Regions from separate parts of the Mus musculus genome. Here all the other regions are linked to region 1. The links are chromatin loops, found by intact Hi-C in ENCODE. Cell type or tissue: gastrocnemius. All regions are shown on one strand. Links, peaks and the distances in the headings refer to the core of each region. The heading gives the core; the rest is flanking DNA.

Region 1 (6,407 bases), core at 652-5,651:
GCTCCCCAGGCTCCTCCTAAGACATATTTGAGCTCAGCACGAGGCTCTCTGTGAATGTGCTTCTTAGAACATAATTACCACCATCAAGATTATTGTTTGAATTAGGCATTTACATGACACTTAATATTTCCAAAGCATTGTGCTCCCATTTAATTAGTTTTTCCTTGCGACATTCCTGTCGCACCCACACTTGATAGCTTGGGAGACTGACAGACTGAAGAGATAAAGAGTAAACCCCGATGGAGTGGGGGCACACCCTGTACAATCTCTAGCTTCTGGCCTCTCTGGTGACCCAGCCAAGAAGAGCCACCCCCCATCTGCATATCTCTCACCCCAGCCCCCAGCCGCCTGAGGTCAAGGCGGAGAGGGGAGGAGGGGGGCAGAGTCTCTTCCCAGGTAGATTTTTGGCACAAGGTCCAAATACCCTTCAGAAAAAGTTCAAGTTCATACCGCAGACACCCTCGGTCTCTTTCCAAACCTTTCTATTAAAGGTCCCTATAAAATTCTGAGGCTGTGATTCCCAAACCAAGGAGTCTCCCGGAGGAAGCTTTTAGCGTCTCACAAGCCTAATGGGCCTGTTAAATGATGGAGCAGGGCAGGTCAGCGCTGGGCTCATGAGACCTGAGACAGATTTCTCTGCCTTGAATCCAAGCAGGATGTTCAAAAGTCCTGAATCGGTCTCCTCCCCTACCCTACCCCCACCCCCTCAGCTCTAAAGCTTCCTCTCCCCCCACCCCGCACCCTCAGATCTAAAGCTTTCCCCCTTCCTCCCCACCCCCACCCCTTCAGCTCTAAAGCTCTTTCTCTCTCTCTCTCTCTCTCTCTCTCTCTCTCTCTCTCTCTCTCTCTCTCTCTCACACACACACACACACACACACACACACACACACACACACACACCCGCACCCTCAGTTCTAAAGCTTTTCTCCAATTCTCTGAAGGAGAAACTTTATGGAAAGACAGCCGAGACGCTACTCTGTGGGGCCCACCACCCAAGGACGGCAGCAGCCCTCTTCTGTCCAGCTCTCCACCATAGCTAGTAGCCTCCAGCCTTTTCTCTGCCCAGAAAGCCCTGAACCCTCTCGGGTAGCAGAATAGAGAAAGAAGCTCCACCCACACTGATTCTGGGTTGATCCAGGTCCTGGGAACAGATGGGGTGCCCTGAATTGTGTAACCTGGGTCTTCTGGTAAAGCTGTGCCTTGGTGTCATCCTTGCTTGCAGCCTGAGTGTCTTTTCATCCCTATCTCATGCCCACTCACCACCGGGAGGTCTCCAGGCATCAGGTATTCCATGCAAGATGCTGACAGACAAATGGACAGCTGCAGGAACAAGATTGTCCAGAAGGGTCTAGAAAGTCTAGATTCCTTTGTTGTTCAGAAACCCATTGGGAAAAATCTGGGTCCTGGCTGTAGTCCTGCAGTAGGGAACCCCACTGTGAGCTGGGGGGTCTACTCAGAGGGAGTATTTCTGGTCAACCCACTCGCAGCCCTCAGGACCTCTGATCTTGGAGGCCATTCGCAAGAAAAGAAGCAGACAGCAGTGTGAATGGGGAAGGGAGTAGGATCCGTGTTTGTGCCTGTGATGGATTGGGGAGGTCCCTGGCCCATTGTTCAGTCCTGTTCCTGGAGCCTACAATGGCAGCTGGACCTGTGAAAAGAGGAAGGACTAATGACTTGGAGAGATGAGTCAATGACCTTGGAACCAGGATCGTAAGTCCTATCACTGGCATGGGTCTGCAGAGCCACATGTCCCCATCTGCATGCCCTTAGGCCTGGTTATGTCTCTCAGTCAATTTCTGCCACTGTAGACAGTGGGTCTTGTACTGTTCTGAGGTATGTCAGGCCCAGAGCAAGCCCGGCCTTACTGGTTAGTCTTCCAAAAGGAGTGATAGTCAAACCGCCCCACCCGTATGCCTCTCCTGTCTCTCATCTCTAGGCCTCTCTGTCTCCACGTTCTTTCTATCTTTTCATCTCTCCTCTGAGCATGGGTAAAGAAAACCCTCCTGTCGCTCACAGAGGAAGGTGGGGCATGAGTGGCAGTCTCTGGGTTCTTGATGGTTCTCTGTGCCCAAGCTCGAACATCCTTCTTCCATCTGCTTCGTCTGGGTTCTGAGGACTGCAGGGAGTAAATACCAGCTGCTCTTGGGTCCCTTCAAGGCTCCTCTTAGTCACTGCTGATCCTAAAGTGCTAAGGCTGCCATCCGGGTGGTTTGTAGTGTCACAAGCCGGGTGTAGAGGACAAGGACCACCAAACATAGAGATACCACAAAAACTCAGCCAAAGAGTTCTCTGTTCCCTCAGGTCTCAGCTGGTGACCAGGTGGCCACTGTGGAGGACAAGTGACCAGACTTCTGGGACCCACACTGTATCTAAATGAGACCGGAAGTCACCATCCTCAAGCTATGTGATGCCCACAATCTAACCCCTATGGGAGCAGAGCAGGGGGTGGGGGGAGGATGGAGAGCAGGTGGCCTCAGAATGGAACTCTCAGGGTTGGGGAGAACCTGACAGGGTTCCTCTACACTGACAGTGACAGGGAAAGTCCCAGGTTTGTGAGGTTTTAAAGGAGCCTCCCTGTGAAGGTTTTGTGAGCAGGCTAGCCACCCCAGTCACCCTGTGCTTCAAATCTAGATCTGACCTTTAAACCAAAGCTACTAGGTCTGCCCAGGGAGATTCTGTCCGGTTAGTTGCTGCCCAGAGCTCCTGGAAGGGGCATCCCCGACTTCAGCCCCAGCCACACAGTGCTGGAGTCCCTGGGTCCCTGCTGGCGCGAGCTGGTGCCACTCTCAAACTTCCACAAGCTCAGCGCTGCGGTCATACTTGAGCCTCCTTCCCACATCCTATTTCTAAATTTTGATAAATCGGAAAGGGGAGAGAAAGCAGCTTGAGGCTTGATGCATCCTCCCTGGCTCTCTGCACTCTCTTTTCTTCTGCTCCCTGTCTGTCTAACAGGGATCTCATGACCTCAGAGGGTGGGGGCGGAGTAGGTCTTTGCTCTCTGTCTTGCCTTGGTCTCTGCCAGCCTTGCCCTTCTGACTGCCACCTGGGCGGTGTCTTCTCATTTAACCCCCACCCCCACCCCATAGCCATTGGGTGTCCATAACAAAAGTCCTCAGTGGACATCGTGCACAGTCAGCAAAGTCCTGTTGCATTAAAACTAATTAATCTAGGGGCTGGAAGATGGTTTGGTGGTTAGAGAGCTGAGTTTGGTTCCCAGCACCCAAGTTCAGCTATCACTTGTGGCTTCAGCCAGGGCATCTGACACTCTCTTCTGGCTACTGCAGACTCCACTCAGATGGAAGCTTGGGGTAACTGCGAAAGCTCTGACACAATTGGAATGGTTCTACATTAAATATATACAAGAGATTAGAGCAGAAAAACAGGAAAAAAAAAACTAGACACATGCTGGCTATATAATAATGTTTGAGGTGAGTGTTTGATTCAAAGTCAGGATTGGAAGCAGATCTATCCACTCCACTCCTCTGCGTTTGGAAAAAAAGGAAAGGGAGACTCAGAGACAACTGGTGTCACCTCCCAGGTCACACAGCACAGCTCAAACCAAGTGCAATCTATTGTCATTTAAGAATTTTTAGGGGACTCTTTCCCTCCAATTTTGCCTCTATTAGATGGGAAGATCCGACAGAAATCATTTTTTTTCCAGGGAATTTAGTCTTTCTCTTCTCAGATATCAAAAGCCACCTGACTCAAACTCAAACCCTGGCTCACAGCCGCGCCCGTGCAGTTCTCCAGATGTGTCGACAGGTGGCACATTTCTCACAGGAAAAAAAAAACCACACATGGCAGGGAATCCTCCTCCCCTCCCCTTCGCCTAAGGGATGCCCTCCCAAAAGCAGAGAAGGGGAGGGAATTCTCCCACTGATTACAGAAAGGTTGGAAAGCCTAGACCTTAGAAGCTGGGTTCTAGCTGTACAGTGTGGAGAGTTTTCACGGTCCACCTTAACAGAGGCCAACGAATATCTTTCCAGGAAGGCTAGGCTCACCCATGGGAGGTGTGAGCGTCCCTCAGCTAACAAACTCCCCTTCCCAGACCAGTAGCTATCTCCCTCATCTGCCAGCCCCAGCCTCCTTGGGTCCCCTTTTGTGTGGAGGAGGGGAGGAGAGGGAAAGTGCGTGCCTTTTCAATTGTGGAGATCATTGTCCTAGAGGTAGGTTGCTTAATCTGTCCATTGATTATCGACTTTGCCTATAATATTTGGCTTGGCTGCTTTGCTCGCTGAGAGATCACACTCTTGACTTCTTTGAATAATAATTTTGAGGTTTGGGACGGATGTCTTAGGTGGCCCAGGGAGGGGTGGTCTGGGAACTTCGTGGGGCCTGCCTTTTACTCCTCTACCCCCATCTTTCTCCTTTTTGACATCCCCCAACTCCTGGCTCACTAACTACCATTCAAGTCTGGAAAGTTCTAGTACCGCTGTAAAAGAAGGGACAGTCTTCAGAGGATTAAAGAATGCCTCCTCCCCTTGCCCGCATCATCACCAAGACTGGCCTAGCTTCCACTAGGCACACATGGGAGAAAGTGATAAACTTTGAGGAATGAATGGAGCATAGGGTCCTTACTGGAGACCACAGTTCCTTGTCCTCTCCTGGGACCTAGACCCAAAGACAGTCCAAGGCTCCTCCTGGCAGCTAACCAGTGCTTGGAGAGCCCTGGGGCCAGTGGCCTCCTTGGGGGAGGTGACTTATGTTCTCCCGTCTCTGAGTGTCTTTGAGCCTACCCAAATCTCCCAGGTCTCTTCTGCTCTTGACCTTGGAATACACTGCCTAGCCCTCCACACACACAATTCAAGTCCATCGTTGCTGAGTTGAGTTTCCGTTAAAACCCAAAAAGTCAGTGACTGTTTTAATCTGGATTTAAGCAGCCTCTTTGCAATTTTCAAAGACAGTCATAGGGGAGCTGGGGAGGAAAGAAAAGTCTAGGCCTCCAGCAGCTACTCTGGGTAAGGGGTCCAAGGTCCTTGCCTGTTCTTCCATGGGCTTCTAGGGCTCTCACTTACAGATAACCTCGACACCCTCCTCAAAGTGCACGCAAACGCGACACCCTCCTCAAACTGCACGCGAACGCGTAGAAGCGTACAAGTGGAGATCGTTCATTCCATTCGCACAGACACGCGCAAATCCTGCTTCTAGCCTATAAAGACATGGACCCATTGTCACTGCCCACAAGCATAAACCAAGCACAACTCCTCGAGGTATACACTTTCATACATGTGCATTCAAACTAAGTCCTTTATGATGAGAATCACACACAAACACACCCCAACACCCCCCAGTTCTGCTGGAGCAGGCCAAGCAGAAAGGTGGTCCAGAAAGGTCTCCACAGTGCAGTGACTCTGACCCAAGTGAAGGAATTGGGGCGTGGGGAGGAACCCGAGGAGACCTCTTTCTGACCATACCCCTCAAGTTCTTGAAGCTTTTCTTTCCTGACGTGCTCACCTCCCAAACAAAACTTTTCGGGTTTCCCAGCCAGTAACCCCTGCCGCACCGATCTCTAATGGACAGACATTGCGGTTTATCCAGCACCTTGCCCGGAAAGAGTTTCCCCACGCTGCAGCTCCGGAGGGTTTAAGGAGGCTGCGATTTCACCGCCGGCCTGTGGGGAGGGAAACGGGAAGGCGCTGGCCTGGAGCCTGGTGGCGTTGGGAGCGGGTTCTCGGATTTCTTCCTCCTTACCGGTCAGTGGGAGAAGAGCCAGAGACGGGAGACAGCCCACGTCCCTATGTGTGCTGAAGGAAGGAAGAGGAAGACAGACCCCCCACCTCGACAAGGAAAAAGAACACGGGCTTTGCAGTCTTCCTCACTCCCCCCCCCCCCCTTTCCCCTCTTTTTCTCGTTGATTTTTATTTATTTATTTAATTTTTGTCTCGGACTTTCGAGACGGGTCTAGACCTCTGCGGGAGCAGGAACCGATACGGGGGACTACGGCAAACCCGGAAGCTGCTCTGGCCCCTCCTCGCTCACTCCCACCCCGCATCCTCCTCCTGCTTGCAAACACTCTAAGCACCGAACCGAGCCGGATCCAGGCGGAGCAGTCACTCGGACAGGTGGGGACTGGAGTAGGTCAGTGGGTCCCCAAACCTTCTAAGGAGGGGAGAAAACTAAAGAGGGAGGAGGCCAAAATAAAGTGTCAGATGAAATGTCTAACTAAATTAATTCTAAATACCCCGCCTCCGCGCCACAGAGAGGAGTTGAGTCCAAATTGGAGTTTGGGTGCTAGGGTTTGGGAAGGGTTCTGTGTAAGAAGACAAACGGGAAGCCTGATTAAAGAGACATATATATTAGAGAAGTGTGCGGAGTCTCCTTGATTTTAGGTAGTACTGGCTTTAAAATCCTCCGGGCTGGCACCAGTCTCGCTGAATGGTTCAGCTCAAGAACCATTTGGGAGGGCT
Region 2 (6,407 bases), core at 948-5,947, 590 kb after region 1:
GTTGCTGTGACGACCCTGTCTTTATAGAACAAGAAAGGGAGACGGTAGTGATTGGCAGACCTTGCTTGCCCCCGTATGTACAACAAAGGGCGACAAAACGAAGAGGAAGTGAGGCCCTTCTGGGCTTCTTAACCCGACCCCACCTTCCACCTGGCCATCTCGCCCCCCTCCCCTCCTCCGGAAAGGACAGCACCACCGCCTGTGTACAGATGTCAAAAGATCATTAATCGTGGGGTGGTGGTGGGTGTTTCTAATTGCAAGGGATACATTTTTTTAAAAAGTCTGTCTACCATCAAGTTCATTTAGCTAAAGCGATGTGGTGGGGACTTGAAGCAATGAAGGGGGTGCCTAAGGCGTTGCCCTGCGGGTGACTACCACACAGGGCCCTGTTGGTGTAAGGTTTGGGAAACCGGGAACCTTGGGGGGGGGGTGCGGTGGCCTAGCCTGAAAGTCCCACCATCTGGTGCCACAGTACAACTCGCCAGTCATAAATAACAGCCTGTCTTTTCACGTTTTCTCTGTGTCCTCCCCCCTCAGAGTCCCTCTAAAGGGGCTGCAAAATGGAAGATGGAGTTGGGGTTCAATTTCCCCTGCCGTCTGCGCGGGAAGGAGAAGGCGCGTCCAGGGGCGGGCACCAGGGGAGGGGACCACGAAGCCTGAAGAGTGGCAACGACAAAGGCCGCGGAGTTCTAGGGCCCTGCTTTTCTCCGCGAGCCACCCAGCCCCAGCCGGAGCCTTGGATTGCAAAAGAAAACCCGAATGAGCTCTGCCGAGGTGGCATTTTCGTCTCTTTCTGTCCCTTTCCCTAAAGCCGGCAGCCCTGCGGGGACGCGTCTCGTGTTAGAACTGCGCGGTACGCGGGCAAGGGGTGCTGCCGGGCGTCCCTGGAACCTGGAGCTCGAGGATCCTGGCTCCCAGTCTGTGGACACAATTGCCTCTTTTAGGTTTGCAAGGCTCCCGGGCTCTGCGCGCACACTCACTGCTGCCAAAACATTTCTCAAAGGTCCCCAAATAAAATCAAACCCGAGTAGTGGCCGAGGCCCGGGATTGCCCAGATAATGCACAGGGGAACAGAAGTGAAATCTGTTCTTTGGGGAGTCATGGGCAATAAAAGCAAAGCCGAGTTTAAAAAAAAATATTTTTTTCCCTTTTCTTTTGGAGGAATCGAAGGAGGAAAAAAGACCAAAAAAAAAAATGTTAAAGACGAAAGTTTAGAAAGAAAGAAAGAAAGAAAGAAAGAAAGAAAGAAAGAAAGAAAGAAAGAAAGAAAGATAATGAAATAGGAAATGAAGACCCACCCTGCAGCATAGCTGCAAAGTAAGAAAGTAACAACGTTTAACTTTGACGTGTGTCCCACTTAAAATAAAACTCTTTTATCTCCCTGAGAGCCGAGATCCCCAAACCTTGTTTGGACTCGGACAGAGAGAAAGAGGTGGTAAATAGGCGAATTTTGTTTCCCTACGGGTGCTGTGAGCACGATCTATCCAGGATCGTCAGACAAAGCCGGTGCCATGAAGCGGGTAACTTTTCCAGGTGAGACTAGAAACTCGGTTTAAACTCCAGGGCACTCCATGAAACCGGCCAAGAAAAAGTTGCTGAAGAAAACCCACCCATCCTTCCAGCAAAGCCCCCCCCCCTTCCATTCCCACCCCGGATTCCTCTCTCAAATGAATTACAATCCACTCTCTTCCGTGCCAAGTCCATCGGCTTCATAACCAAGCCCCCAAGATTTTAAGAAATAAACTTGAGGTTCGGAATTGAGAGGAACTGGAGTGTGGTTCTTTCAGCCAGACTTCAGTGTTCTTGGTTCTCTTCCCACCAGGCGTGATGAAGCAAAATATTTTAACTACAACTTACAAGCTTGTTTTTTATTTCATTTTCCCCTCTTTCTATACATTTTCTTTCCTTAGGAGAAACAGATCAAGGAAGACTAATTACAAGGCATGGCGAGAAGTCAAATGAAAAAGGATCCCATCAACGCAGAAAGTAAATTAATTTTTTAGAAGATAGGTTTTAGTTTGTAAGAAGAATACATTGTATTTAGTAACATTTGTTAAGATTTAGTTCAATCTTCAGGTTGGAATATGAGGGCTAAGCCTGAGGTCACTTTCTTAGTTGGAATTTCCTTAGAAATTCTAATTTGAAAACATCCTTGGGATCTTTGGTTTGCTTTATTTATAAGAAGCTTTGGGAGTATTTTTTAAAAGATATTATCATTTTGTTTTTGTTTTTTTTTTAAACAGACCTTTTAGCTTTAAACCACGGCTTTCAACTAGAATGTAAAAAATGCTTTTTGTTTGGTTGGTTTTGGGTGTTTGAGTTTTGTTTTTTACTGTGCTTTAGTTAGTCGGACCTTTAATTAAATTTTTTTAATTAAAAAAAAAAAAAAACCCTTTCTTCTTGATGACTATCCAGTCCCTAAAATATTCGAGAATGTTGGGGAAAATGTCCACTAACACAGGCATCTGACCAGCTACTTCAGGCAGAGCTTGATTCAGGGGCTACCCTCACCGGACCAAGGAAGCAGATTTTGTTATTCTGGTTGGCATTAACGGTGGTGGCTTGGGGGGTTGGGGTGGGGTCTCTCCTTTTGTGTCTATGAGCTCACTGTCACATCCCTCGCTCTCTCTATTAACATTTAATTTTCTTTTGGAAAATACAGAAGAAAGCTCCACAGCGTCTGGTCCTAGATGTTCTAAAGACGTCCAAATACCTAAATATCATGAGTATTTTCAAAATAAAACGCAATGTGTGCCTTACAACTTCTTTATTTTTTGATGTTTATTAGAACCGTCAACATTAGCCATTTCTGAATATGGTGGTTCTTGAACACACGAAGCGGCTGCTTAAGTTTCTTACACAAAATCCTGGAAATTGTCCTCCACAAATCTTTATCCAGCGCTTCTTCGGCTCTTTGACTCTCATCAGAAGAGGCGCGCTATAAAAACGTGGACGATTGCAACCTGAGAATGATTTATTTTTTACAAAGACGAACCTTTTCGGGCCATTCGTTTATTTTTAAATAGAGAACGGGCTTGGGTGGGTTTTTTTCTTTCTTTCTTTTTTTGGGGTGTGTGTGTGGGGGGGGGGAGGTTGTTTTCTTTCTCTCTGTTTTACTAGGCTCACAGGGCCAGGCGCAAGAAAAGAAAGCCTCGCTGCTGCTGCTTCTTTGCAGTTTCAACGGTGAATTCGCGCCACCTTCTGGTAGCTTGGAGGACAAAAACACCCGACTGGTTCCATAAAAGAATTCTTTTATTCACAATTGTGTCCGGTTGGTATCTGTAGGCGGAGCGTCCCTCTGCTTCTCTGAAAACTCCTGGCAGATTCCCTACAGCCTGGTTTTTATAAAGATGCTTTAAACTAGGAAACCAGTTTTTTTTTCCTTTATCTTGTCTTTGAAAGAGCTCTCTGAAATGAAAGCTGCATCTTTACATGATAGTTTACTGAACCGTCTCTGCCTGGTATATGGTTGGACTTCAGTAAAGGATGCGTGTAGTAGACTCCGCTATCCCACATGCGCAGTCCTCCGGGGAATGCTTGCAAACAAAATGGAGCCTATAACTGTAGCAGCAGAGAAACAAACGCCTTTCCTTCTTGGGTTCATAAGACCCCCATTGCCCACAATTAATCACAATGACATGTTGTATTCAAGCTCTTTGGTGAAGTCGGCTAGGTTCACATACATCTGGTTTTTCATAGATTTCAATCCATTCTGCAATACGGACTTCATGATATTAAACTTGTTGGTACAGCTCTTGGGTCTCCAAAATTAGCAGTTCAAAAATTTTTAAAAAAAGTTATCAGTTCAAGCCACTTTGGTGGCTCAAGACTTTAACACAGGCATAGTGAGGTCAAGGCTAGCCTGGTCTACATAGTGAGACCCTGTCTTCAAAGGGCCAACAAAATGAAACAAGTTAGCAGTGTGAAAAGAGGCAATTCTTCTGGTGAGAATTACCACAAAGATGGAAGTTGATACTTAGACCCTCAAGCCAAGCTCATTTTAAAAATCGAATGGGTGGCACAGAGCATGTGGCTGGGTTGGCCCTCATCTAGTTTGCACTATGTTCTGGGCTCTGTCCTCAGCACTGCATGAACCGAAACTCCAGCACTGGGGAGGTGGAGGCAGGAGGGTCGCTCAAGGTCATTCCTGTGCATAGCTCAAGGTCATTCCTGTGCATAGCTCAAGGTCATTCCTGTGCATAGCTAATTCCAGGCCATCCAGGAACTACATGAGATAGAGTTTCAAGGGAGGGAAAAAATGTATTCAACCAAAACACATAGGCATATATAGCCTACGTCTTCCTTCCAGAAAGTTCTTTCATCCAAGGAATAAATGTACTCTGTACTGCCATTTAAAGACTCTGTGGAAACATGGGGATGGGAAGACTGTGCCACAAATAAAGTATTGAAAGCTACGCAAAGATAAAGACTCCATGATTCACCCTGAGATTCTACATTTTTAAAAATTTCAGTCACAGCAGCATGCTTGTGATCTCAAGGACCCGCACCCTAGCTGTCCTCTACCTCCCATATGCAGTCACACATACATGTACCTGCACACAATGTGCATGTTTGTCTGTGAACACACACACACACACACACAAAACACACTCTAAGAGGAGTGAAAAAACTAACACTTTGCTGCAGTCTTGACGGGGCTCCAAATGTTTTTGTCAGCAAAGCTGTGCACAGAAAGATGGGTGCTATAATTGGGCTATCTCAGTGCAATCATTTTCTCCATTAGTCATTCATTATTTACGAGAACCATCCAAGTCCCAGTGCATGCCAGACCTGTGAAGTTAAAATAGCCCTGCAGACAGCCATGGGTGGGCTACGCAGCACACGGCAGTATCTACGCCTGACTTAGCAGGGGCCTCTCCAGAAGAATCATGCTGAAGGCATCTGTCCAGACAGGGCAGGTGACTACTTGCATGACATGAAGACAACCCCAACAAGAGAGACCAATAATTATTTTGTCATCAGCGTAATCTCAAAAATCTTTACTGCCAATGCAAGAAGGTTTTGAAGAAAGCTTCGATGAAGACTACATACATAGTTTCTTGAAGCATATTCAAGACCAGGACGCAAAGGATGGAGAAGAACACTTAAAAAAAAAGACAAGGCTGGGCTGGGAAGGTGATTTAGTGAATAAAGGATTTGCTGCCTAAGTGTGAGGAACCTGAGGTCTGATTCCCCCACCCCAGACACCGTAGCATGTATCTGTAATCAGACCACTTGTATGGGGAGATAGGGCATGGAAACAGGAGGTTTCTCAGGAGCTCATAAGCCAGTTAGCCTAATGGATAGAGCAGTGAACAACAAGGGAGTTTGCCTCAGACCAGATGGAAGAGGATCCACATCAAATGTATCCTTCAGCCTACACACATGTGCTACTGTGCACAAACACCTACACTCCTACACATGAACATGCATATGTATAGGTGTATGTGTATGTAGACACACACATGCACAAAAAGTCAATGTTGGGTAGATTTCAGTCATCAAATTAAGTGTGTGTGTGTGTGTGTGTGTGTGTGTGTGTGTGTGTGTGTGTGTACTTGTGAACCAATATGCTGGGAGCAGAACACATAGGTTAGGAAGGAATTTAACAAAATAATTCTAATCACTTACAAGAACAATGTGTTGAAGGTAGCCAAAATATGTGTGGGGAAAGTAGTAAAACCTGACTTAATCATTTGTTTCATACAACAACATGTGTAATAGGGTCACATGACAATCAGACCGAAATAAAAACCAGACAAAGGACACGGAAAGAGTTTTGTGTATTTACAAAAATTCAGTAAGGTAAAGTCAAATTAATGGTAGAAATTGCCAAATTTTATGGAGAGTTTTTTTGCTTTGTTGTTTTGTGAGTACATTAATTATTTATTCCAGAGTAGCATGTACACAACACACATGTGGAAGTCTCAAAACAACTTTCAGGAGTCAATTCTCTCTTTTCTCGTGGGTTCCAGGAACTGAATTCAAACCGTCAGAGCCGGTGGCAAGCAACTTCACCCACTGAGATATCTCCGTGGACTCTGATGTCCAAAGTTAGTAGAGAGTGTATATTGTGCAACTGTCAAAAAGGATACTCATCTTAATGAAAAATAAATTTCATGTTGCTAAAGGTTTACAAATAAAGACTAAATGTAGAAAGACACCCAAAGGGCACAAACTGGCATCTCCTAGCAAAGAAAACATATACTTCAAGAAATACTGAAATGGACTTCAGGAGGGGTAAGGAGGCTGACTCTGTTGATAAAGTGCCAACTGTGAAACCGTGAGGACCTGAATTTGGATTCTCAGAACCCATGGGTGGTTTTTGTGTTTGTTTTGTTTTGTTTTTAAGCAAGGTGTAATAGCGTATAGTCTCAAATCTGGGGACACAGAGACTGTCAGATCCC
Region 3 (6,407 bases), core at 958-5,957, 170 kb after region 1:
CCTTTGCCTAAGGTGCCTGAGAGGAAAAGAGGTAGCATGGTTCACACACAAGGCTCCCATATCAGAACTGTCTTAAGGAAGGAATTACTGGTCATTTCCTTATGGTGCTACTGCGCCAGCGTTTGGGGAATTTGGACAGCGTACACACAGCGCTGGAAAAGAGTTTAGAATGATTTCTTTTTATGGGAAGATTTTCGAATTTTGAGATTCAGATCAGATTAAGTAGGTGAAAGTGCTTTTTCAGGCTGCTTGGCTTGATGCTAAAACACAAAATAATATTTACAAAAAATTGTCCTGGATCCAAATCCCATATAAATGCATTATTATTATTATTTTTTTTTTAGCCAAGAGCTCACAGAAGCAAGAAATAAATCACCATGCCTCCAAATGAGGCGGTGACTGGGAGTGAGCCGGGTGTTTGATGAGGTCTCTGAGGGCTCATGGTTTCCTTCCAGCTCCGTAGCACACAGCTAAGTCACACCATCTCTCCTGACCCCACTTTCACTGATGTTCCAATTAAAAGCTCCTTAAAAGAGTAATTATTTTCTTTTCAGTTGTTTATGTTTGTGTATATGCGCATGTGTACGGAGGCCAGAGGGGGAGTTGGAATTACAGGAATTACAGGGTGAGCCATCCTCCGCGTGGATGCTAGGAACTGAACTCAGGTCCTCTGCCAGAGCAGCAAGTGCTCTTAACTGCTGAGCCCTCTCTCAGCTCCTCCAACATCATGTTAGCAACCCCTGCTTTGCTCCCCCCCCTCAATAGCATCAGAATCAGGAGAAGTCATGCAAGATGGAGGTCCTATATTCTATGATTATGAAATTTGATCCCCTCCCTTACCTAATTATATACTAATTAATCTAATTTTCACCTCTAGGGGAAACAAGCATTTCTTTCCTTTAGAATTCTTTTCTCCCCAAGACAGGGTCACATGTGTCCCAGGCTGGCCTTGAACTCAGTGCATAGCTGAAGATGGTCTTGAACCCCTGTTCCCCCTGCTTCTTTTCTTGAAGACTAAGATGACAGGCATGCACTTCTACACCCAGTTTTGCATGGTGATAGGAACCAGAGCTTCATGCATGCAAGGCAGGCGTTCTGCCGACTGAGCTACATCCGTGGTCCATTTCCTTAGGACTTCAGTCATTTTCTTTGAGTTCAACTGGATTTTACCTGTGTCATTTGTGCAGATCCCCCCAGTTTCCTCCTTTCTATTTTATTTTAGCTCTATGAAGATTTACTATTTTTCCCCCTCTAAGGAGGTAAGCCTTCATCTCCAGATTCACCTTAGAAGGCTCAGAGAGAACTGAGACAACACCCCCTGGGTTCATACGCTTTTAGGGTTGGCCCCAGTTATAAAGTGTAATTATGGTGCCTTCTTGCCTGATGCTAGAGACAAGTCTGAGGAGGCCTCTCGGACATTCCTGTGCATTCCGTGGGCCTGTAACTAATTGCAGTGCTGGTGATGAGCAAGTCCTTCAGAAGGCCTCTGCTGCTGAGGCCTTGCTTTCTGTAATGCCTACATACCCCGTGAATTTAATTACCACCGTCTTGGTGCCTGACAATGTGCTTCACTTATAAACCTTATATTTATGTTTGGATAGGACTGGAGGCTGTGTGTGTTGTAACCACTACACCCCAGACATGCACGAAAACAGCCTTTTGAACTCACACTGAGTATGTGGTTTAATGACCCGTAGCATGTGATATTCTTTTCTTGGTTGGGAAACTATTTTTCAAGTTCTGTTCTCTCGAAACCCCTTTTTTCTCCCTTCCTGCCTCCCTCTAAATTTTTGTAATGCTGTGTTTCCTCTGGAAAGATTAGGTAAGAGGGAACACGTGTGTGAAGTCCTGGCTGACTCCCCTGTGCTGCAGGCTGGTGAGACAGAGGCCAAAGGCCAAATGACTTCAGCACCTGACGAGGGTGTGGATCTCATTATAGCTGCAGGGTCTGGGGATCGAATGGGTGGCTGAAAAAAGTCAGCGGACTTGCTTGATGCCTGGTCAACAGTTTGTGCAAAAGCAGGTCTTCGGCGTGGCCAGTCAGTCATTCCAAACTAATTTTGTTTCAGCAGAAAGCCCCTCCGCCTGCCCCCGTCCACAGCCCTTTTCCCTCACATAGTGATTTGTGGACTTTGGAGGAGATTATCTTCTTCAATCTTTCTTTTATAATAAGTAGGCTATTATTACTCATCTCACTGCAGCGAGAAGTATATGACAGAAGGGCCTTAGGGAAGAAAGGGGTTATTTGGGTTCATAGTTTGAAGGTGCAGCCCTCCATGGTGAGGAAGGCGTGGTGATACAAGCACGTATCCGCTGAAGTCAGGATGCAGAGAGACATGGGTACTGGGGAGCAACTCACTTTTTCTCCCTCTTATTAAATCCACGCTCCCAGCCCATAGGACCGTGCTACCCACACCATCTTCCCGAGGTCTTCCCACTTCAGTCACCTTAGAAACTCCCTCACAAACACGGCCAGGGCTTGTCTCCTCTGTGATTCTAGATCTACCAAGTTGATAATCAGCATTAACCATCCCAGATGGTCCTTGGAGAGTTTCCCTAGGTCTCAGAATTGGCCAGAGCACTTTGGTTTGTGTGCACTCTCATGAGTTGGTGCACATGGATGCAAGACACATGTCTTCATGTCCTCTGATCTAAGCACTTGGTTCATGTTTTGTGAGATACTGCTTGGTCCTCAAGATCTAGTCGTGGCCTTTAAAGAATGCACTGAAGACTGGGGAGTTGAAGCTCACAAGGATTAACACGTGTGTAGCCGTGGTCAGCTTACTCTGCGGTGGAGTGGTAGAGCAGCACCATAGGGTATGAATGAAGCTGAGGAAGGATGTCAGTGGACAACCAAAGGGAAGTGTAGATGTAGCCTCTAGGAGTGCCTGGCCTCCAAGGTACAAAGCTCAGAGCAACAGAACAGGAATGAGAGTGAGCCACTGGGCAACCATGGAGGCAGAGAGTGCATTTGGCCCCACAGGGCAGGAACACAATGTTCCTGTGAAAGTCTAAGGTGGCTGCTTCTTGGCCCAGGGGATGGAGATGTGCCAAAGGTTTTAAATTAGGCAAGGGGGAGGATACAATGAAGATAACTTGTTTTGGGCAATGGCATCATCAGAGACATGGCATCAGCTTGGACTTTTGGACAGACTCTCAGCATAGGCGACACAGAATATTCTGGGGGGGGATATCTCACTCTATGAGTGCTCTGTTCGTGTGAGATCTGCAGCAAGAGCTTTGAGAATGCCTGAAGTCATTGCTTCTTGTCATCTTGAGAGGTTTGTTCTGATGGTTTGTTGTAGTAGGAGAGTCAAGGGCAGTTAGGATTCTCCCTATTTAGAAAGGTAAGTCAGAGGCAAGGAAAGAGAGACAGCTACCCCTGAGGCCAGGAGCTATCAAGTGAGTGGCATGAGCCGGCTGGCTGCCTCTAACCTGACCTCACTCATCCCAGGACTGACTTGCATGTTCCAAGTTGTGAAGTTCTTGGCTGCACTTTATAGGTCCAGGAAGGTCTGCCTAACTGCCTGCCAGCTTGTGTGAGGGAGGGTTCAGTGTGAGCATGGCATAAAGAGCATGAAGGGGGAGGGGAGGAGGACACATGTTCTTCTAAGGTGTCACCTGCTTCTGCCTTGCCATTTGGAGCCTCCTTTGGATTGTCTGTTCACTTTTGGCTTTGTTTTGTCTTCCATTTAAGGAGGAGAAATGCAGCCGGCTTGAGGAGGGTCCTGTTGAGCTGATTACCATGAGCCGCCCTAAACCAGAACTGATCAAGCTCTGCTGGCAGCGTCTTTAGAACTTGGGTGGCCCCATTCAAAGCTGAAAAAAAAATCAACAAAAGGGCAAGGGTGGGGAGATTTCATGCACATCCTTGAATAAAGGAGTGATGGTTTTCAAACTCTATTTCTGATACATTTTCTAAATTTTGATGACATCTCTGGCTTAAGCCCTGAAAATTTGTGACATTCTCTGATCAAGCATTTTCTTTGGAGATTGGCTTGATTATGGGCTTGGGTCCTGAGTGATTTTTTTTTTTTAAACATAAGAAATCAGCTCATCTAGTACTCAATAAAATCCCCCTTTCCAAAGGAATGGCCCTGTGCTGGAAGATGTTATGGCTTGGAGCAAGAGAATAGGGCACTGTACTTAGGGAATCTCCACATTCAGGAGACAGAAGATAATTCAGAACTTACTTATTTTAGCACAGCTATTTATTTTCCCATAGGACCTATGATCTCCCCTGCCATGGGATTTCGACTGGTCTCACAGGATTCCTTCCTGCAGAGTGGGCCTTAAATCCAGTCAGAGAGCAGTTAGTGAGCTTCATAGTCACCCTGTCACTAGTGCACTAGGCATGCGTTGCCTGGCAGGGTGTGTCATGGTCGGTGACCACCTGGTCTAAAGAGTAACAATGTGGACATGTGGATAGGAAGGAGATTTACTGAGTTCTTGCCATGGTACAGACCCTGATGTTCATTCTGATTTTTCTGGCACTTTATGGCTTTTTTCTGGAAAGCTATAGGAATCCAGTAACGGCAGAGGCACAACCTTAGGCATAACTCTTCCTGGCTGCCACAAAGAGGATGGGATTGAACCCAAGGAGGAAGCAGAACAATTGTGGACAACAGAAGTCTCCTCAATTTGGCAGGGGCCACGGGAAAACAATAGCTTTTCTGAGAGCGGCTCTCCTAACATTTGCTTCCTGTGTTCCCAGCATCCAGTGCTCATGAGATGACCACGCTCGTCCTCTATCTGTAGCCCAGCTCACAATGCAACCTAAGTATGTTCAGAGATATAAACTAGGCTATAGCTGTACTGACTTGAACACAGCCAATCTTGTCACAGATGTAACCCAAACTTCAGTCTTCAAAGATGTTTACCATACCATGAGTTTTATTTGTAAAATTACAGAAAATATTTATATGTCAAAATGGGAAAGTCTTTTGGTTTGGATGGAATGTTAGAATTTGGAAAATCATGTCTAAGTGACTGGTGATGGAGTAAATTCTACTAACATAATAAGTACATAAGCAACACACACTAATGTGTCTGGTTCTGCTTCTGTTCCCTCATGGATATACACCCAGAGCAAAGGAAGAGGGGACTATGGAGCGGCCGGTCAAGAGGTCCTTAAGTTTGACTTAGGAACATTGCCATCCATTCCTTCTACAGTATCCTTTCAGTTTTATACTGAGGAGAGGTAGAAGTTTTCAAATCAGAAGATTAAAAAATTATAGCAGAAGAGGGCACAGACACCACAAGAAGATGGGTCCCACGTCAAAGAGTTCAGTGCTGCTAGCCTCTATTGCCCACAGCTTCTTCATCAGTAAAATGCATGCAGTGTAATGTATCTTGGCTAGTGATAGCCTGTACTGTATGTCAAACATAATACATGACATGAAGGTGCTTTGTAGCTTCAGGAGCACATGAAGATATATTGTGTTATTATTACACCCCTTTCCCTCACTGTGCGTGTAAATGGCTACTTAGTTTCCTGGGTGAACCTCAGTAGGTGGAAGCCTAGTGGGGAAAACAGGGTGGAGGGGGCTGTTCATCAACTTCACACCCCTGTGACAAAATTCCCCAGAAAGTCAACAGAAGGAATGATGCCTTTAAAAGTCTTAGTTTTAGCCCACGTTAGGATGACTGTTAATTTTGGGCTTCTGATGAGGAGTGTTTTTAATCTCATGGCACACAGGAAGCAAAGAAAGAAGAGGTGCTGGGCCTAAGGAAAGAGAGTAAATAAACTCCATGCATAGGTATTAAGATTTGAGTTTGATCCCTTAGCCCACATGAAGAAGCTGGACATGGCAGCATGCACTTGCAATCCCAGTGCTGGGGAAGTGGAGACAGGGCTGGTACTCACTGGCCAGCCAACCCACTCTACTTGGTGAGTTCCAGTCCTGAGAGAGGCTCCGTGTCTAAAAACAAGGTGGGTGGATCCTGGAAAAGAACAGCTGAGGTTGTCCTCTGGGTTCTGTATGCATAGGCACATATATACATGTGTACCACACACAAATTAACATGTATGTACCTGGATATATATATATATACACAGGGAGAGAGAAGGAGGAAGAGGAGGAAGTAAGGTCCTCATGCTCCCTTCAATGACAAACTCTTCCCCAATGATATCACTTCTCTCTAGTCCTCAACTCTGAAAGGCATATTCCTTTGGGGTGGGTATTTAGACGTAAACCATAGCAAGTTACTTATCTTGGCTTAAATGGGGACAGTCAGGTCTGGACATATATAATTTCATTATGTGTAAGAGAGAAAGGAAAGGGGTTCTTGGGATTTTAGGCTATTAGGCAATGAAAGTGGGCAACAAGGGATAAGTGTGTGTGTGTGTGTGTATGTGTGTGTGTGTGTGTGTGTGTGTTTTAGGAATGCTTGCGTGTGTGTGTGTG
Region 4 (6,407 bases), core at 1,001-6,000, 160 kb after region 1:
GCACTAGTCTAAACGTGTGTATGTGTGTGCGCGCGCGCGCGCGCGCGTGTGTGTGTGTGTGTGTGTGTGTGTGTGTGTGTGTGTGGTGTATGTTGTATGTGTGTCTACACTTGGATATTTGGGTGGATATATCATGCTCATGTGCACAGAGACCAGATGGAGACATTGGATATCTTGCTCTCTCATTCTTTGCCGTACTCTTTAGGGGCAAGTTCTCCCACTGAACCTTGGTCCCCTCAATTCTCAGCTGGGCTGGTGGCTAGCAAGCTCTAGGAATCCTTCTGTTTCTGCCCTTGCTCTTTAGTACTGTGGTTACAAGAGTATGGTTATATCCATCTTTTTTTTTCATAGGTGCTGGGGATTTGAACTATGACCTTATGCTTTTGCTGCAAGTGCTCTTATCCACCGAGTCATCCTTCAAGTTATTGTCCACATACATTGCATGGATCAATCAGCATAACTTTTGTAACACTCTGTAGAATAAATACTGTCTCACAGAGCCCTTTTTACAGATGTGAGGAAAGAGGCACAGCGGGATTAAGGAGCATCCTGAAAGATAAATAGCTATGAAGCTCTAGATACCCAGTGATCTCCACATCAGTCTATTGACATAGTCTATGGAAGGAAGTAGTGCAATTCCTAGTTAAAAACAGCAACAACAACAACATAGTCATCTGGGGGTGTAGCTCAGTCCAGTATATATGAAGTTCTGGGTTTAATTTCTAGTACTGTATAAACTAGACACGCAGGAAGGAGAAACAGGAGATTCAGAAGTTCAAGGTCATTGCCCCACAAATAGCAAGTCTGAAGTTAGCCTGAGTGCCATGAGATTCTGTTTGGAATAAAATAAAACAAACAAGCATACATAATCATGAAGAAAGTGATACTGAAAGCCTCCTCCACTATCCCTGCCATTAGCTAAACTTCCTCTGGGTTTATCAGAGAGATGTCCCTGCAGAGAGCAAAGGACAATAGAGCAGCAAATGGCTATCTCTGAGGCTCGAGCCTGGCAGGTGGCTGAGGTTTCTCCGCTAAGCTGTATCTCTATGCCTGTCTCTTCTTGGTTTCTGTTTTGAATTCTGCCTTGCTTACATGGTGGTGTTGGGTGGCAGAATTTGCCCTAAAATTTTATCTGGAGACAGTGTGGCTTCATGTAACACATACTGTGAAGATATCCTGTGTCTGGGGCAGAGAGACAGCTCAGCAGGTACAAGCACTTGAGGGAGGGTGGCCACCTAGGACCCAGGTAAAGGTGGAAGGGGAGAAACAACTTCACACAGTTGTCCTCTGGCCTCCATATGCACGTTGTGCCATGCCTGTCACCATGTCATACACTCATATACAAATATAATAATAAATAAGACTTTAAAAATGTCCCGGTCCAAGTCCTGGTTCTTCCCCTGGTTTGATTATTTTGCAAACATTTATTCTTGGGCTTTGTGCTTCATTTTCACTTTAAGAATGGGGAGTTTTCAGGGTTTATGTGACAGTCACATGGTTCAGTGTGGGTCAGGCATTGTGTGCTTGGTGTACACTGGCTGGCTGTTTTCTTTCTTCCTTAGCTTCTTCCTCCCATTCTTCCTTCTCTTTTAAACAGGAGGCCTCAGAGGCTACATAGCAGCCATCTGTGACTGTATCAAATCCCTGGTCTAATCAAGAAACGAAGAGGAAAGGGTTACCTTGGCTCACAGTGTGTGAGGGTTCAGTCCACAGTGGAAGACTCCATCGCCCTGGGAAATGTGCTGAGGGAACAAATGAACTGTCATAGGAAGGGGCAGAGGGGAACTGCTGAGCTCAATACAGAGAAAGGGGATTGAGTGGGGGGAAAAGAGATGGAGGAGAGGGGAAAGGAGAGTTGAAAAGGGAGAGAGGAATAAAGGAGAGAGAGAGTAGGGATAGGAGAGGGAGAGCAAAGGGAAAGTAAAGAACAAAGGCAGATAGACACACAGACACATAGATATGTATGTGGATAAACTGCAGATAGACAATCCCCAACTGCAGGGAACCTTCCTCCTAGGCCCCACATCTTAGAGTCTTCATCACCCCCTAGTAGCAACATGGATCTGGACTGTCCCCCAAAGATCCACATATTAAAAGCTTGGGCTCCAGCTTGGCACTACTGGGGAGTTTGGAAACCTACAGTGGTGTTTTTGATGTCGGGACAGTTGTCATCTGTAAAGTTCAGGACTAAGTCCCAAACAATCGAGTCAAAAGCTCAATGTGTTTTGAGTGAGTTCTTGATTTGTGGGTGGGTCAAATTCATAGCTGTCTTTGGCCACATGTGGACCACAGGCATAGGGTTGGACACATCCATTAGGTAGGCCCAGTGGAGGTTTCCTGGCCCCTGGAGGCTGTGCTCTTAAACGTTAGTAGAATCATGTCCTCTTTCTCTTCTGCTATTTTATGTTCTGGCCATGAGATAAAGTGTTTTCTTTGTCATATACTCCAACCCTATGTGTTGCTTGATAACAAGCCCCAAAGCAATGGACTCAAATGAACATGGACAGGCATTTCTGAAAACCTATGCTCAAATAAACCTCTTCTTCTAAAAAGAATTTATTTTTAGTCCATTTTAAAATTATGCATCTACGTTTGGTCGTGTATGTGGCTCTGTGTATGTGACTACGGGTGCCTGTGAAGGCCAGAAGCATCAAACTCCCCTGAGGTTACAGGCGGTCTTGCCATCTGATGTAAGTGCATGATAGCAGTGTGCACTCTTATCCACTGGGCCATTCGAGCCCCAACCCTTTTCTTTTCATAAGTTGATCACCTCAGGTGCTTTGTTACAGTAATGGGAAGCTGACTAACATAGTGACTGATGAAGGTATAAGTGAATGGAGAAAGATAACCTGCCTGTCCAACATGTAGATCAGTACTGTGAGTCAGAGTTCAAGAAGAATACTGCAGAGACATTTCAACTCTGACCCACGATGACTGGGGCTGGCGCTGTGGGGCCAGAGGAAACATTTTGGGGGGGGGGAATTTTAGCTTTCATGCTGGTACCATGTCTGGTCTTGATGGATGCAGGAGAGGGTCCTGTGAGGCTGCTCATCAGAATGTCTATGTGTGACCTCAGTCTCATTCCCTCTTCCCTTCCCTTAGCCCTAGGCCACCCCAACTGGGATGGAGCAGTGGGGGTTCAGCCTTCTAGAGCACAGCTTGGGAATGTAGGTGGCAGGGACTATACAGACAGACAGACAAACACAGAGAGACAGATAAACACAGATAGTGAGAGAGCAAGAGGGAGAGAGTCAGGGGTAGGGGTGGGGCAGAGGGAGAAATCCTAAACATATGTACTGAATACATAGGGAATGCGGCTCTGAGAGGTGACGTCCAGGGCTCCTCTGTTCCAGATAAGCCTCTTGACCTCATAGCAGGCATCTGTGCTCTAAGACCATGCCAGTACATGGGATGAGGTGCTCCCCATCAAGCCCTCTGGCGCCAGGCCTAGAGGATGTCCCAAATTGCCCTGCAGCTGCCTCTCTGAAACATTTCCGACACTCATCAGTCCTAACAAGGTCTCTGCACCAACTCGCCCTCCCCAGCGCACTGTTTCTCATTGCCAAGTGTAATTAATGTGAGACATTGACTTAGGGCACAGCTAACAAGCACATATTAATTCTGAAAAGTCAGGTTCTCTCGCTGGAAAGGAGTTGCTGACAATCACCTACCACAGGAGTTTAAAAGTGCAGGAAAGGGAGGAGGTAATTATGGGCTGGCATGGCCTTGCTGGTCTGTGTGCTTCTGCCCCCTGGAAACACCCAGACAGTGACTGATGCTTCCCCACCTCCAGGAGGGGTGCTGAGAGAGTCTCGCTGGTATTATCTCCTCAGTGCCCAGTATTCTCCCTCCCTGAGAGTATCTTGTTTTTAACCAGGCTATGTGTGCTGCAGTCTTCCTTTGGAATCTGGATCTTGAATGGTGCTCTACCAGAATGCTTCTCCCATTGGGTGTTTATGGGTCCACTCCTCAGATGCTTCCAGGGACCCAGGTGACACATAGCAACAAGGAAAGTAACTAACTCAAAAGGGAAGTGAGACTGTCTTCAAAGTGAGGATCTCCTTAGCTATTATAGAGGACTGGTTGTTGTTGTTACTCAAATTACCTATTTCCCTACTTTTTTCAGCTTCCTGCTCCTAACTTGACCAATCCTGCTTTACCTGAACACCCTGAATGAATCACTGAAAAGCTTCATTGACAGCTCTTATGGCGACTCCTTAGCTTCCGTCTACTAAGCCTTCCTGTCCATCGGTAGAATCACCATTGAAGCTGGGTTTAAAGGCTCAGGAGGTATCTCAGTTATTAGTGCCTGCTTTGCAATCACAAAGACCTGAGCTTGAGTCCCAGGAGCCTTGTAAAAAGCCAGACTTGCTGTTACATGCTTGTAGTCCCAGCTAGAGCTGGATGGGAGGCAGAGGCAAGCAGATTCCCAGAGCTCCCTGGCTAGGTAGTCTAACCTACTTGGTGAAGTTCTAGGCCATTGAGACACCCCCCCCCCCACACACACACACGTCAAGCACCTGAAGATCACACCCAAGGTTGTCTTCTGACCTTCACACACAAGTGCACATATCTACACATGCACACAAACAATCACCCCCCCCACACACACACACCAAGTTGGATTCAAGTTCAAGACACAATTCCCAGTCCCCTCAAGCGGGAAGTTGAACACATTCTACCCACACTGATCCCGCCAAGTTACTGACAACAGGACCCTGAGATCTCAGCCAAAGCTGGACCTCTGTCAGAACTGTTCTGGGGTCCTGTAGCCCCTGGGATGTTGGCTGAATGTATCAGAGTCTAAGGCAAGGATGGTGTCCTGACTTCTCTTTTTACCCTTACATCAGTTCTGAGGACATGTGGGATAGAAATAGGACCAATAATTCTTTTAACTCCCTTGCTTTAATAGCTATCAGATGGGAACTTCGGTTACTTTATTAAATGAATCTGGATGTCACCCTGATAACTACTGTGCCATATGGTGGAAACTGGATTCGGCTTCTGTTGGATGACTGTTTCCTCTCTGTCTCTGACCCAGTTTAGATGGGGCATTCTCAGGCAAGGTAACGCTCCAAGTTCCCCTCAAATCTGCCAGCAACTAATTTGATATAGAAAGCATCTTGAGTCTTAATTTGGAATTTGGAGAATGGGTCAGATCAAGCCTTTGAGAAACTAAATTTTACCAAGTATTTTGAAAACTAAGGAGACATGGAGCTGGAATCAGCATATCAAGTCAGTGGGTCAAGAGGCTCTCCTTGGCAAGTGTTGGAAACACCAGTCTGTTGATCTTATCTTTCTTCTCTTGGGATAATTTAAATCTCACCTTTTGGCCGAGGAAAGGGCAGAATCACTATGCACTTGAGCCTATCCCATATATGAGGTCACTTGAAAGCTTTCTATCAGGAGCCTTTCTTCCAGTGTGTATGGCAGAACACACCTGCAATTCCAGCACTTGGGAAGCTGAGGCTGGAAGACCTCAAATTCAGTCTTGGCAACTTAGTGAGACTGTCTATAAATAAGATTATAGCAACAACAACAACAACAACAACAACAACAACAAAAACAAGAATCCAGGTAAAGAAGCCAGGTGTTAGCACAGTCCCTTAATCCCAGCACTTGGGAGGCAGAAGCAGGCAGGTAGATCTCTGCGTTCAAGGCCAGCTTGGTCTACAGAGTGAGTTCCAAAACAGCCAAGGTTACACAGAGAAACCCTGTCTTGAAAAACAAAACCCAACCAAACAAAAATTTTAAGAGAGAGCTGGGGGTGTAGTTCAGTCATTTGTAATTGCATGGCATTTGTGAGGTGGGGAGTTTAATCCCTAGCACCATATCAAGCAAACAAATAATCAGGCAACCCTTGTGTAAATGAGGTCCGAGTTTGAGATACTAGACATGGAATGTCAACACACACACACACACACACACACACACACACACACACACAGAGAGAGAGAGAGAGAGAGAGAGAGAGAGAGAGAGAGAGAGAGAGAGAGAGAGAGAATGAGCCTGGCATGGTGATAGGCTCTTAGAATCTCAGCTCTAAGATGGGAGGATTCCTGGGGCTATATGGCTTACCAGACTACCCTGCTTGACAAGTTCATAGCCAATGAGAAACTTTGTCTCATAAAAACCCCATAATAATAAAAAGAAAGGAAGAAAAGAAAAAAGAAAGAAAAAAGAAAGAAAAAAGAAAGAAAGGAAGGAAGAAAGAAAGAAAGAAAGAAAGAAAGAAAGAAAGAAAGAAAGAAAGAAAGAAAGGAGAGAGAGAGAGGGAGGGAGGGAGGGAGGGAGGGAGGGAGGAAGGAAGGAAGGAAGGAAGGAAGGAAGGAGGGAAGGAAGGAAGGAAGGAAGGAAGGAAGGAAGGAAGAAAAAGTTAGTGGGAGGTACTTGAGTTACAGAAGAGA
Region 5 (6,407 bases), core at 842-5,841, 91 kb after region 1:
TTCCACCATGTGAACTGGTGCGTGGTGCAGGAGTGAGCAAATTTTGCTGAGTTGGGACCTCACAGGCAAGCTTCTGTTGTTTGGTACCTTCTGTTCTTGCTGATTTGTGAGACAGGCCAGTTGAAGCCATCCTAACGCCAGCTTTATGAATATCTCTCTGATGGACCCACAAGTCTCTCCCGCAATGGCCTTATAAGGATGAACTCTGAATAGGATGTCCTGGGGTGAGAATCAATCCATAGTGAGGATGACTTTCCCCCTCCTAGGTCTCAACCTTTCATAGCGAGACGGGCAACCAGGACAGTAGGAAATGGAAACAAGCTATGTTTAGCCGAATCTTACATACCATAATCTCTTTACCATGGTCAAGCAAGGCAGGAATGCTCAGACTGATCGTTCTGGCTCAAATCCATTCCAGAGTGGAGTGATTTACGACTTAACACCATTCTTGATTTTTCCCTGAGAGTGAAGTTACATGACCCAAGCATAACATTAGTCTGCACCAGGCTGGGTGAGAATGGCCTTCTAAAGGGTGGTCTCAGTCTCAGACTCCCTCCAAAGTCCCAGCAAGCAGCCAGGAGCACTGCTGTTGTAAGAAGCTGACAGTCTGGTGAGTTATGAGATCAGAGGGAGTCTGGCCCAGGAGCCTCTGCTGTGTCTTCACCCATGAATCTTGACTTAACCCAAGCACAGGAGACACAGTCGATTCTACCTCTCTTCCTGCTCCGGTCTTGACCTACAGACTCCTCTGCCCTGTGCTTGATCTAAAAAGATAGTAAAGTTTTAGGAGGTTGGGACAGGTCATTTCAGCTCAGGCAGAGGAACAAAACCAAGGTAAAGCTGGGAGATTTGAATGATTAAAATCAATGAATATAGGGCTCGGGAGATGGTTCACTTAATACAGTGCTTGCTCCCACTAGCAGTTCAGATTCCCCAGCAAGCACACAAAGAAATCCAGGCATCATGTCCCTGCAAAGACTGGAGCTGGGGAGGCAGAGACAGGAAGATGCTGGTCCTTGTTAGCCAGCTATTGTGTCTGGATGGTTGAGCTTCAGCTTCAGTGAGAAACCCTGCCTCCATCCCAATAGGTGGAGGAGAAAGATAAAAGAAGACACCGGCATAGGCCTCTGGTCTCTATAGACACATACACTCATGCACACACATATAAACAAAATAAATGGATATAAAAAACCGAGTCCCTCAAAATAGTCCAAATTCCTCAAAACCCATCCAGCAAGACTTGTAAACAGGTGACTGAGACGCTGAAATTGCTTCAAGACAGATGCCTTTTTAAACAGTGTCCAGGACTCCCTTTTGGGGCTCCTCGTTGCACAGTTCCTCAAGCAGGAGGCACTTCATCTTCAGACATCTGCAGTTGTCAGAGAGGTGGTGTGGAGGCCCAGATGTGGAGTCTTGTGCATTAAAGCTCACAGGCAGATCCTGACCACCGTCTCAGAGGAAACAGTTGGCAGGCAGGTGGGGGGGGGGGGGAGGGGAGGAAGCTACGCTTCTGCAGACGCACCACGACCAGCCTCTGCCCCTGCTCTGCGGGCTAAACACTGACTACAAACTGTAATTTCAGTTCTCTGTTTTTCTTGCTGTGTAGTGCAGGCTGAGCTTGAACTCCCAGAGATCTGACTGCCTCTGTCTTCCGAGTGCCGGGATTAAAAGAGAGTTACTTTACCCCCACACGTGGCTTATTTTCTCAGCTTTTAGGAGTGACTAAGAGCTGGGGAAATGGCTCAGTCAGTAAGGTGCTTGCTGTGCAAGGGTGAGGACCTAAGTTCATTCCTCAGGACCTACCTGAAAAATAAACAAGCAAGCAAACGAGCAGCAAGGAGTGACGCAGCAGGCTCGTGATTCAGAGTTTGAAGAGATAGAGAAAGGTGGATTCCCTGGGGAATGGCCACCAGTGTAGCAAAAATGAGAAGTTCCAAGACAGTGAGAAATCACATCTCAGAAAGGAAGATGGATAGGTTCAGAGAAAGGACATCTGCAGTTGACCTTTAGCCTTCAAGTTTACATGCGCACCCACACACACATATACACACACACAAAACACACACACACACACACACACACACACACACACACACACACACACAGAGTGCGATTAACAGGGTCTTCTTCTCCTGTTTCCTTCAGGGGTAAAATTTCTTTTATCTCATCAAAATATAGCCCTGACATGGGCATGCTTGGTTAAATTTGTAATGTTGCCCGAAATGTCTCTCCACTTACTTGGCAAATTTGATGGGAAGGATGCTGGGACACATGACAGGGAGACACTGACAGCTCTCTGCTAATATGAACGGGACCAGTTTAGCACCTCTTTTCTTTCCCATGGTAGGCAAAGCCTCATGCTTAACTCAGACCCAAGTGGATTGCCCCACACAGCCGGAACCCTGAGGCGCCAGCCTGCCATTAAGAAGCAGAGTGTAGGTATGCAGTTCAGTGGTTGAGCAACGGTTTAGCATGCACTGGGTCCTGGATCAGATCTCCAATCCCCAAACCAAACCAACCAAACAAACCCATGAGTTCTAATGGCATCTTCATATTTCATTTCAGAGACAAAGGATTAGAAATGTTTAAAAACTGTAGCTCAGGGGACCTGGTGAGATAGTTCAGCAGCTAAGAAGACCCAAGTTCAGTTTCCAGCACCAATACTGGATGGCTTGCAACTGCCTGAAACACCAGCTCCAGTTGGCAGCTTCTTTGGGTCTCCGACGGCATCTACACTCACTTACATGCACATCTACATATTATTTAAAAATAAAACCTATTTTAAAAAACTAAGAATTATGGCTCAAGACAGATATGAACCTTTAATGCAGGTCCAGCCAGGAGTTTAGTGGAAGAAATCAAAGAAGAGAATTCACCAAGAATTCAGTTAGAAAGTCACACCATCTTCTTGTCAATTGTGATAATAAAATCAATACTGCTGAAGATAATGAGAATTTCGAGGGTTATTAATCAGTAAAAATATTTTCAATGGGTAAAGTCTTATCCACCTCAGGTACATGTTTTACCACTGGGAAGATGTGTGCATCTACATGAAGGTCAGATGGCAACTTTGGGTACTGATTCTTCAGGAACAGTCTACCGTTTTTGTATATATTTTTTAAGGCAGAGTATCTCACTGGCCTGGAGTTCATCAGGTAGACTAGGCTGGCTGGCTAGAAAGCCTCCCACGTCCCTCCCCCCCCCCCACCCCCAGGGATCCACCTGCCTTCATCTCCCATGTGCTGAGATTTCAAGCGTCTAGGACCATGTCCAGTCTTTATACACAAGTTCTGTGGGTAGAACTCAAGTCTTCATGTTTGCTTGACAAGAACTGTATTGATTATGTCAGCTCCTCAACCCTTTAATCAGTTTTATTAAGTATTTGTTTTACCATCCCCACTAGGGGATGGTAAAATTGTCTGAGGGGCCTTTGAGTTCTATGAACAGTTTTTTGATCAACAGCTGCTTGTAGCAAAAATCTTTCAGAGTTAGTGTAAAATCTCTGTCCTCACTGTTGGCTTAGTTCATCCATAATGACGCTCTGGCCATTAAAAACATCATTTAAATTAATTTCCTGGCCAATAGAATGGGAGTCCCTGGAATTTGAGCTATGTATGTTGCCTGGACCACGTTAGGGCTGAGGCAACTGGACCAGGCATGGCCTAGGGTACAAAGAGGTGGTGATTAATTTAGGGGTCAAGTGTTTAAACATCTGTCGCCTGTAGACTGCTTGCTTCAGTTCAGACACCTCTGCTTTGGAAGAAGGAGCCGGGAGGCCCCCTGCTGCCCTTATTTCCAGCCCAGTTGCCTGGTGCTCTGTCCCTCAGCTTCTCTGAGATACCAGCCCTAGGGAGACTGTGCACTGCAGTTTGTACCACCCTGTGGTGACTTTATGCTATGACATATGCTCCCTCCACTAGCCTTTCTATTATATGAGTGTCATCCCTCTCTACTGCTTGTTCCAAGGGCCATGATTTAGCTTCTTTCCTATCTCTAGACACTTTGGAGGGGCTCAGCCAATCCCGAGGTGGGTTTCCATGTCTTTAAGGACCCGAGAATCACCTGTGCCGGACTTTCACTGTCACCATGGTTTCTGCAAAGCTGATTAGTAAGGAATTAACCAGCACCAGACCAACCCAGAATGGGGGACTTCAGACGTGGCTCAGACGTAAGACCACTGGCTGTGTGAGAGTGAGGACCTGTGTTCCCATCCCCAGCATGTATGTAAAGAGCCGAGTGAGGCTGTGTAGGTGCCTGTAACCTTGGTTTTGTGCTGAATGGAGGTATGAGGATCACTGGGGCCGGCTGCCAGCTTAGCTCCTGGATCTGTGAGATATTCTGGTTCAGGGTCATAGAACAGGATCTGTAGTTGTCCCTTCTGGCCTCTGCATTCATATACCTGCATACACAGGAACTAGACATACATACTCCACATAGATAGAGCACATACACACTAATAAAATAAGCAAACTCCTCAAAACCCAGAGCACGCTCTAGCCTAAGCTCAGGGCAGCACCCCAAGTTCAACACCCACAAGAGGCTGGTGCTGAGAAAGGAAAGTGGATGGCCTCTGATGCCCACAGAAGTGTTTGCTTTTTCTCTCGCTCCACAGATCTCTCAAATGTTCTTTTTCCACACTGTACCCCCACCCCCAATTTTATACATAGCAGATGGTGTTCAAACAAGTCAAGGAGCAGAAGCTGCAAAAGGCTTAAAAGAAAAAAAAAAGACAGTGAAACTCATATATTTCTTCAAACGATAAGATGAACTACAGATGTTTGAGGACTGGAGATGGTGCCGCCTGCGACTGCAGCCCCACTTAAAAGAAGAGTCCCTTATGTTTAACGTTGGACAAGCCCGGTAGCTGTCACGGCATGATTTACGGAGGTTGTTTGTGAGATTTTATGTTACTGGGGACCTGGCAATGAAAACCTCATTCCTTCTGCCCATAGGCATTATCTCCTGGAGTCCATGGTGGACTCGTGGGGGTGAACTTGGCGCTTTACAGCCAGTCTGTGGTCCTCTGGCTTCCTGCGTTCTGACCAATGCTTCCCTTCCACCCTGGATACTAGAACTGACCCCTCTGTGGGGATCTGGGTCCTTGGAAGCGTCCTGTTCCTACCTGATACCTGCAATCAGATTACTCTCAAATTAAGCTTGACAAAGTTGTTAAAGGCGAAACAGTTGTGTGGCAGAATCCAGCTGCATATAGGAAACAGCTGCCTTCAAGGCTTTCTCCCCTTCTTCTTTTTAAGGAAGGAAAGCATCTCCATAGAATGTTTAAAATGTGAACATAAAGGTTATCTTAGAAAGGCCAGCAGAGCCTGTGATCAGAGAGTGCCATGGCTCTAGTAAAAGCTTCTTTTGGGGTGACTTCTTAGTCATAAATATCTATTACCCACTGAAGCCAGGAACCCAAGACCTTCTCCAAATGTAGATTTCATTCCCTGCCTGTGCCTCTATCTATCTTCTACAGTACAGATTCAGGGCAGGAGACTCAGGTCATCTAGCTTGGTGACTAGCAACTTCTGGGCCCCAAGGCTGGTCTTAAGGATTCTGAAAACACTATACCTTTTGGACATCCATGCCTATCCCCAGATACAGCTGTACACTCAGATTTTTAGGCTTCTTAAATCATGTGCACAGAGCCCTTCCTGCAGGTGGCCATGGAATTGGTATGAGTCCAGGCAGAGGCAGCGGGAGGAGCCCCCAGCCTTCTCTGGTCTCTGGAGCTGAAATGTGTGCAGCCTTTGAAGTTACCACAACTCAGGTGCCAGCCTCTCGCAGCAGCCTAAGAGGAGGAAATCTTTGCTTTTTCTAGCAAGGGAGCCAATTCCTAGGGCGCTGGATGTTTCCACTAAGCAAATCCTCAGAAAGCTATTTTCTAGAGGGTGAGGGGTGGGGGAGGGGTGCTGGAGTGCAGCGTGAAGGCAAGTTAGGTAGGAGGCAGCATGCACAGGACACCAAGGACCACAGGAGGAAGCCAGGAAGATAGTAAGGAGCCTTCAAAGTCAATGCTGCTGGCCAGGCTGAGATAGCTCAGCGGATGAAAAGTGCTCAATGCTCAACCCCAAGGACTGGAATTCTATCTTAGAACCTGGAACCGGTGTTTGGCATCCATTATATAAGCCCAGCCTCATAGGGAGGGAAGGTATCAGAAATGTCATGGATATGCAGTGCAGAGGCAGAAATAAAGAGAGACCTGCCTCACTAACATGGCAGAAGGGAAGATGCTACTTCTGAAGAGTCATCCTTTAACCCTCCCCCCCCCCCACACACACAGTGCACATCATGTACCCCTAATCCTCAAAATAAATCAATAAAATAATCTTAAAATTTTCACATCTCTGTGTTCAGAGGCAGGAGGATGGGAGGACTTTCTCAAATCTGATCTGCTTTCATGTTTA

Evidence for each region. A loop is a pair of places that touch in the nucleus more often than their neighbours do. Peaks named below come from ENCODE experiments on the same cell type or tissue, not always from the same donor. Only the 100,000 strongest peaks of a DNase experiment are listed, where the experiment ranks them.
Region 2: it touches region 1 in a loop (8-fold over the local background); 39 of 42 quality-filtered maps call a loop at or near these places.
Region 3: a loop joins it to region 1, with 2.7 times the contacts of the local background. A loop is called at or near these places in 5 of 42 quality-filtered maps.
Region 4: it touches region 1 in a loop (2.5-fold over the local background); 5 of 42 quality-filtered maps call a loop at or near these places.
Region 5: it touches region 1 in a loop (4-fold over the local background); 4 of 42 quality-filtered maps call a loop at or near these places.

What each region holds. Positions count from the first base shown.
Region 1 is chr1:120,590,965-120,597,371 of GRCm38, forward strand. No RefSeq gene overlaps it. Among named protein-coding and RNA genes, the nearest start is that of En1, 8.3 kb to the right of the region's middle. In gastrocnemius, for the core only: CTCF peaks have their summits at 3,749 and 5,620; a DNase peak (open chromatin) is centred at 3,763; H3K4me3 peaks cover 440 bases; H3K27ac peaks cover 302 bases.
Region 2 is chr1:121,177,315-121,183,721 of GRCm38, forward strand. No RefSeq gene overlaps it. Among named protein-coding and RNA genes, the nearest start is that of Gm46155, 33 kb to the left of the region's middle. In gastrocnemius, for the core only: a CTCF peak has its summit at 3,202 (motif pointing left); DNase peaks (open chromatin) are centred at 2,546 and 3,189; H3K4me3 peaks cover 2,081 bases; H3K27ac peaks cover 1,191 bases.
Region 3 is chr1:120,759,665-120,766,071 of GRCm38, forward strand. 2610027F03Rik (a long non-coding RNA gene) reads left to right here. Exons shown (of 3, transcript XR_001779385.1): 3 at 3,698-3,903. Among named protein-coding and RNA genes, the nearest start is that of Gm29345, 43 kb to the right of the region's middle. In gastrocnemius, for the core only: no CTCF peak of the experiment used is centred there; no DNase peak of the experiment used is centred there; H3K27ac peaks cover 1,538 bases.
Region 4 is chr1:120,745,761-120,752,167 of GRCm38, forward strand. All of the region lies in intron 2 of 2610027F03Rik (a long non-coding RNA gene), which reads left to right. Among named protein-coding and RNA genes, the nearest start is that of Gm29345, 57 kb to the right of the region's middle. In gastrocnemius, for the core only: no CTCF peak of the experiment used is centred there; a DNase peak (open chromatin) is centred at 3,444.
Region 5 is chr1:120,682,188-120,688,594 of GRCm38, forward strand. 2610027F03Rik (a long non-coding RNA gene) reads left to right here and starts at 3,228. Exons shown (of 3, transcript XR_001779385.1): 1 at 3,228-6,407. In gastrocnemius, for the core only: a CTCF peak has its summit at 3,874; a DNase peak (open chromatin) is centred at 3,811.